2 separate regions of the Homo sapiens genome follow, and region 1 is linked to region 2. A link is a loop called in an ENCODE intact Hi-C map of the cell type or tissue named here. Cell type or tissue: body of pancreas. All regions are shown on one strand. Each heading gives the region's core, and the rest is flanking DNA. Links, peaks and the distances in the headings are about the cores only. Region 1 has its middle 230 kb from the start of PLXNA4-AS2. Region 2 overlaps PLXNA4 (plexin A4).

Region 1 (2,912 bases), core at 301-2,800, 180 kb after region 2:
ATGCTGCTATAAAGACACATGCACACATATGTTTATTGTGGCACTATTCACAATAGCAAAGACTTGGAACCAACCCAAATGCCCAACAATGATAGACTGGATTAAGAAAATGTGGCACATATATACGATGGAATACTATGCAGCCATAAAAAATGATGAGTTCATGTCCTTTGTAGGGACATGGATGAAATTGGAAATCATCATTCTCAGTAAACTATCAGAAGGACAAAAAACCAAACACCACATATTCTCACTCATAGGTAGGAATTGAACAATGAGAACACATGGACACAGGAAGGGGAACATCACACTCTGGGGACTGTTGTGGGGTGGGGGGAGGGGGGAGGGATAGCTTTAGGAGATATACCTAATGCTAATTGATGAGTTAATGGGTGCAGCACACCAGCATGGCACATGTATACATATGTAACTAACCTGCACATTGTGCACATGTACCCTAAAACTTAAAGTATAATAGTAATAAAAAAAAAAGAAAAGAAAAACTCTGTCCCATCATCCAAGAGAGTTTGAGAAGCACAGATCTAGTTGCAATCCACTGCTCCAAGAATTGGCATCTAAGACACCAGGCTGTGGACTAGCTGTTTTTTTTCATAGGCATTCTGAGAAACAGCAAGAATAAGAGGCAGGGAGAGAGAGAAAGAGAGAGACAGTAGAAGAGGGAAAGGAGAAAGAGCGAGGCAGGCTGATGGACAGAGAAAAAGTACCTCCTTCCGGTATAGCCTCTTTCACCTGAAACTGGAAATTCCACATTCCAATACAGTGATACTAAATCTAATCCTTTCTGACACCCTTTCCTAAGATTATGGTTATGGAGCAAGTCAAAATGAAGGGAGTACACTGACAACACATCCTCTCTGGGTGGCTGCCCACCTAGAATGACCCAGAGCAGAGAACAACCATGCCCAACACTGAAAACACATCCTCATGGACAGCCACTCTCCTAGCACAGCCTGGCTGCTCCAGCACCCTCTCTCCTCCATGCTTCTAGTCTAGATGTTCTTGCTTCTTTAAGAATTTAAAAAGAGACCATAATCCAAACCTCTGCTATAATTCCCACTGAGCAAAACCTCCTGCAGAAATTTTTCAGCTCAGGCAGCATACCCAGTGATTAAGAACAAAGGCATCACAGTCAAACATACTTGAGTTTGAGTTCTGGCTCCTGCTCTCCCTGCCTAGGTGACTTTGGGCACACCACTGACTTCATTAAAGCTTCAGTGTCTGCATCTATAAAATAGAGATAACAATGCCTAATATTTACTGAGTGTTATACCATATGCTTGATATTGGCTACCTGCTTTATCTGGAAAATCTCAAATAAATAATTTTATGAGATAGATACATCTATCCCCATTTTTCAGGTGAGGAAACCGAGGCTTTGAGAGGGTAATAACTTGCCAAGTTTACACAGTGAGTAAAAATCAGGACTCATTATTATGCACTCTGCTTCCCAGTGCTGTTTAATTAATATAAGATACCACCATACTATCTAATTCATAGGATGGCTGTGAAGATAAGATAATGCATTTATCACAATGCTTTGCTAGATAGTCGTTGCTATTGCTTTTGACATTCTTTTCCTAGGGCTATCTTGGGGCCTCTGAAAGTCCCTCAGCTTCAAGGCTACAACCTAGGGCAGCAAAAACTTGGCAGGCTCCAGAAGGAACTGAGCCAGGGCTTTCTTGGCAAGTGGCCCAGCCTGCACACCCTTCAATAGTCCAGGGTCTCCTATAAATATGCCAACACCAAATCACAGGCTCAGAAGCAAATCTCAATAGTTACTCAATTTCAGGCTCGAAAGCACTTTTCATCTTGCACTTTTAACATCAGCTAAAAAGTTCTCCCAGGTTCCCTGCTTCTGGATCCTTCCATTGAATCTTTTTAAATGCTGAGCCCCTCTCCGCAGAATATCGTTAAATGTCAACTATGAAAAGAGGGGAGTAGAGCCAAAGGGTAGGGAAGAAATCTGGGGAGATTGCCTGACTCTCGTAAGTATTTATTCCCACTTGGTGAGTCAGTGTTTGAGCCAGAACTCTCCCCTGGGCTTCCCAAGGAGGATTTTCGATGCTAGGTGATGGGAAGGCTGAATGCCAACTTCTTCCCAGCCATGCCCTTGAAAACCCTTGGAAACCTCAGACCTTGCTAATAGGTTCAGGGCTGACTCTATGTTGAGCAAGGTGACCTTGTTGTCTCTAATCCATACACTATACAGCAGAGTAAGTATTATTATTCTCACTTTAGAGATAAAGAAACTGAGGCTAGAGGTGTTAAGTCACTGGCCTAGGGCCATACGGCCAATGAGCCAGAACTTGAGCCAGGTCTATTTAGCACTGGTGTCTGAGCTGTTTCTCTCCAAAGGCCCTGCGATTTCTCCCACTGGGACAGGACCCTAGACCTCTAATAGGACTGAGATGCCTTTCCTCCAACCTCTTTCCTGGTCACCTGGACCAGCATATCATCATATGGTCCTCATGAATTCTAACCTCTGCACACCACCCTATCTGAGTGGAAGTGGGCTCCTTTCATGATTTCCTTTTTTTTTTTTTTTTTTTTTTTTTTTTTTTTTTTTTTTTTTTTGAGATGGAGTCTTGCTCTGTTGCCCAGGCTGGAGTGCAATGGTGCAATCTGAGCTCACCGCAACCTCCGCCTCCCAGGTTCAAGCAATTCTCCTGCTTCAGCCTCCCGAGTAGCTGGGATTACAGGCGCCCAACACCATGCTCAGCTAATTTTTGTATTTTTCAGTAGAGACAGGGTTTCACCATGTTGGTCAGGCTGGTCTCGAACTCCTGATGTCAGGTGTTCCACCTGCCTCAGCACTTGGCCACAATTTCCTCTTTCAATTTCATTTATTTTATTTCTAAGGTGGTTATATGGAGAGGAAAAGATAATCTCAT
Region 2 (2,912 bases), core at 327-2,826:
GACAGCTGTCTACCTAATTCCTAGGTACCCCACAGTGAACCCCACCTGTGTATCACCTTTCCTGACTTCCCTTCGCACCTGCCATGTTGCCTTTCCAGCTACTGCTCTGGTCTCTCTCTTTCTTTCTGGGCTCCCTTCTTTGTGCCCAGATGCTCAGAGACAAACACTAGACACATAGATTCAGAACATTTTCAAGTCATAGGAACTTTAAAGTTTTTCTTCACTGCACAAAAGAGAAAGTAGAGGCCTGGAAGCAGGGGCAGATCTAGATTTGTGGGGTGAGACATACCATTTGGAGACCTTCTTTAAGACCAAAATATAATAAGTACAACTTAGATACATAGGCCTTAGAAGGGGCTGAGTGTGCAAGTGTAGGCCCAGAAGCTGAGCTCTATTCACTTTGGTGTAATGCACCCCAAAATGTGCCAGAAGGTAAGTGACTTGCTCAAGGTCACACAACTAGTGAGTGGCAGAGGTGGTCTGGATTTGAGGACCCCTCCTATGTCACACTGCTTCCTATGTATTCTTCTAGTTGCACCTGGGCACTTATGTGCAATGTCTGTATTTGGAGATGTGATGTGCGACCAGGAGAGTCCCAGACAAAGGATTTCGTGGGACACTCTACTCTTCCTGCAGGAAGTAGTCCAGGGGGAAATGGAGCTCAGAGAGGCCCACACACTTGCCCTAGGTCACTCAGCATTACAGGGATAGAACTGGTCACTGCTCTCACAACCTCTGAAACCCCAGAAGTTGTCCCCATGGCATCCTGTGTGCCCATCCCCCTCCTCCCCTGGCTGCCAGGCTATTTCTCAGATTTCTGCAGCACTCCAGATTAAACCTGCAAGCAAAGGAGATATGAAACACCTCCTGTTTCCCCATAAATTCTGAGTTCAAGCAGATCAGCCCCAAGGGTTTGGCTCAAGTCATTCTCTCCAAAACAAGACCCTCCCTATAGAAAGAGACCTGCATCTGGGTCTCACATTTGACTCTGCAGAAGGCTGGTGAGGATCTGAAGCTGTGGGGAAAACAGCCTTGTTTCTTGAGAGAAGCTGACCCAAGGATCTGGGGATGTCAGGAGGGTGGATAGAGCCTGTGGGCCTCAGATGGCTGTGCCCAAGAGAGGGACACTAGTGTCATAAAACTGGGCCCCATGGCCTGGCCTTTGGTTGACTCCGTTAATAGACAAAGATACTCCAGACAACAGCATGAGTTAGTCTTCTAAACCTCTTGGTCAGAAGATCCCTTGTGCCCTGGGGACTAACTTTAGCTTCCAAGAAGCTCGCTGGGACCCTCTGCCATTCTATTGACTGCCAGAATTGGAAGTAGATTGTGTTGAAATGTCCTCAGCATTTCCCAGGCCGAGAGCTGCCTGACCAAATGAGTCCTTAGCCATCACAGGGAACTCCCCGAACGTGGGTGTGAAATCAGAGCCTCCTGGGAACAAGAGCACAAACAGGGTCTCCGCAGCACCAGGCAGGTGGGTGCTGTCTCCTCCTTCATGGTGTCCCCATGGGGTACCTGGAGCTGGCACCATGGTCGGCACCCATGGGAAAAGGAAGGGAACGGCTGGGCTCCAGTGTGCGCACAGTCTGTCTGTCGGGTGTTGAATCCTTGGACCTCAAGAAATCAGCAAGTGACATAGCTCCTCCCCTGGGAATTTCACATCTGGAAGCCTGATGTCCCAGGACACAGTGGTCATTTCTACTTCCAGCCCCTGTTGGCATTGGAGCTGGAGGCCTGGAAGCTGCGGCTCCCTTCACCAAGAAGAGAACCTGATGTTGAAGCTCCTGGCTCATGCCCTGCCCCCAACTCAGGACCTGAGGAGGGCTCCTGCTGCGCTCTGGCCCTCTGGAGTTCAGAGCTGCAGCCTCTCCATCCACCATGGGCCAGGTCTGGGTGCCCCCCAGGTCACTGCTTCCAAAGCAGCTCAGCTGACTTTGCCTCCATGACTTTTTAATTTTGACACCATTAGTTGTAGGAGAGGTGATTTCTCTACCATTTTAAAGTCTAAGAAAGAAACTGAGGCAACAGAAGGTGTGCCCCTCAGACAGTAGAATGCAGCCCTTTGCTTACTAGGACACACTGGAATCACATGGTTCAGGAGGGCTCAGCTCTGACATTTCCTGGGAGCCTCTCTTTTCATGGGGGGCAGTGGAATCCCAGTTTAAATGCTGGTCTGGGTCAGGTTGCTTCTTACCATCAAGCAATTTCCATCAAATATCTTTGGGGTCATGATCGGGGCAACCCACCCCCACCATAGTTACAGAAAACAGGGTACCATCAGACAAGAATAGACCTGAGAGGGTATCTACTTAATCCTGTTACAGATGAGGTCTCCAAGGCCCAGAGAGGGCAAGTGACCATCTCCAGATCACACAGCAAGTAAGGCACAAATTCAGAACTTGAATCCAGTTTCATAACACATCCCCTAATCAAAGGTTGAGCAAAGAACAGCAGCGAAGGGCACTTTCTACCCCAGCTTTGGTGTTATTCCTGGGAGTACAGTCTGATCAGCCTCAAAGAGGATTGTGTGGAAGGACAAATTTTTTCATTTCCTAAATCCATGAACAATTGGAAACAGCCTTGGACAAGGGATCTAACAAAGAAATCCATGAGTTTGTGATGGCAGAAGGAGGTGGGTGATAAATTGGTCTCAAAGGAGAGCAGAGAAAAAAGAAGAAAATTCAGTGTGGGAGTGACACTGGGTTGGGGTGGTGGAGCCATTTCCAACCCCATTATGCGGGGACAGGCCTTGAGCCAATGGCTGCAGCCCCCAGGAGCTGGTGGGAGGAGGACAGGGCAGACTCACAGGCAGCAGTGGAGGGGAAGCAACTGTGGGTATTCATGGCCTACTTTAGACCAATGCTCTAGGAAAATGTCAAGTGCTGCTAATAATAGTGCGTGGCCACCAG

What was found. Peaks named below come from ENCODE experiments on the same cell type or tissue, not always from the same donor. Only the 100,000 strongest peaks of a DNase experiment are listed, where the experiment ranks them.
Region 1: it touches region 2 in a loop (2.1-fold over the local background); 1 of 110 quality-filtered maps calls a loop at or near these places.

The regions. Positions count from the first base shown.
Region 1 is chr7:132,028,999-132,031,910 of GRCh38, reverse strand. No RefSeq gene overlaps it. Among named protein-coding and RNA genes, the nearest start is that of PLXNA4-AS2, 230 kb to the left of the region's middle. In body of pancreas, for the core only: no CTCF peak of the experiment used is centred there; a DNase peak (open chromatin) is centred at 1,690; H3K27ac peaks cover 466 bases.
Region 2 is chr7:132,207,421-132,210,332 of GRCh38, reverse strand. All of the region lies in intron 10 of PLXNA4 (plexin A4), which reads left to right. Among named protein-coding and RNA genes, the nearest start is that of PLXNA4-AS2, 52 kb to the left of the region's middle. In body of pancreas, for the core only: no CTCF peak of the experiment used is centred there; a DNase peak (open chromatin) is centred at 1,682.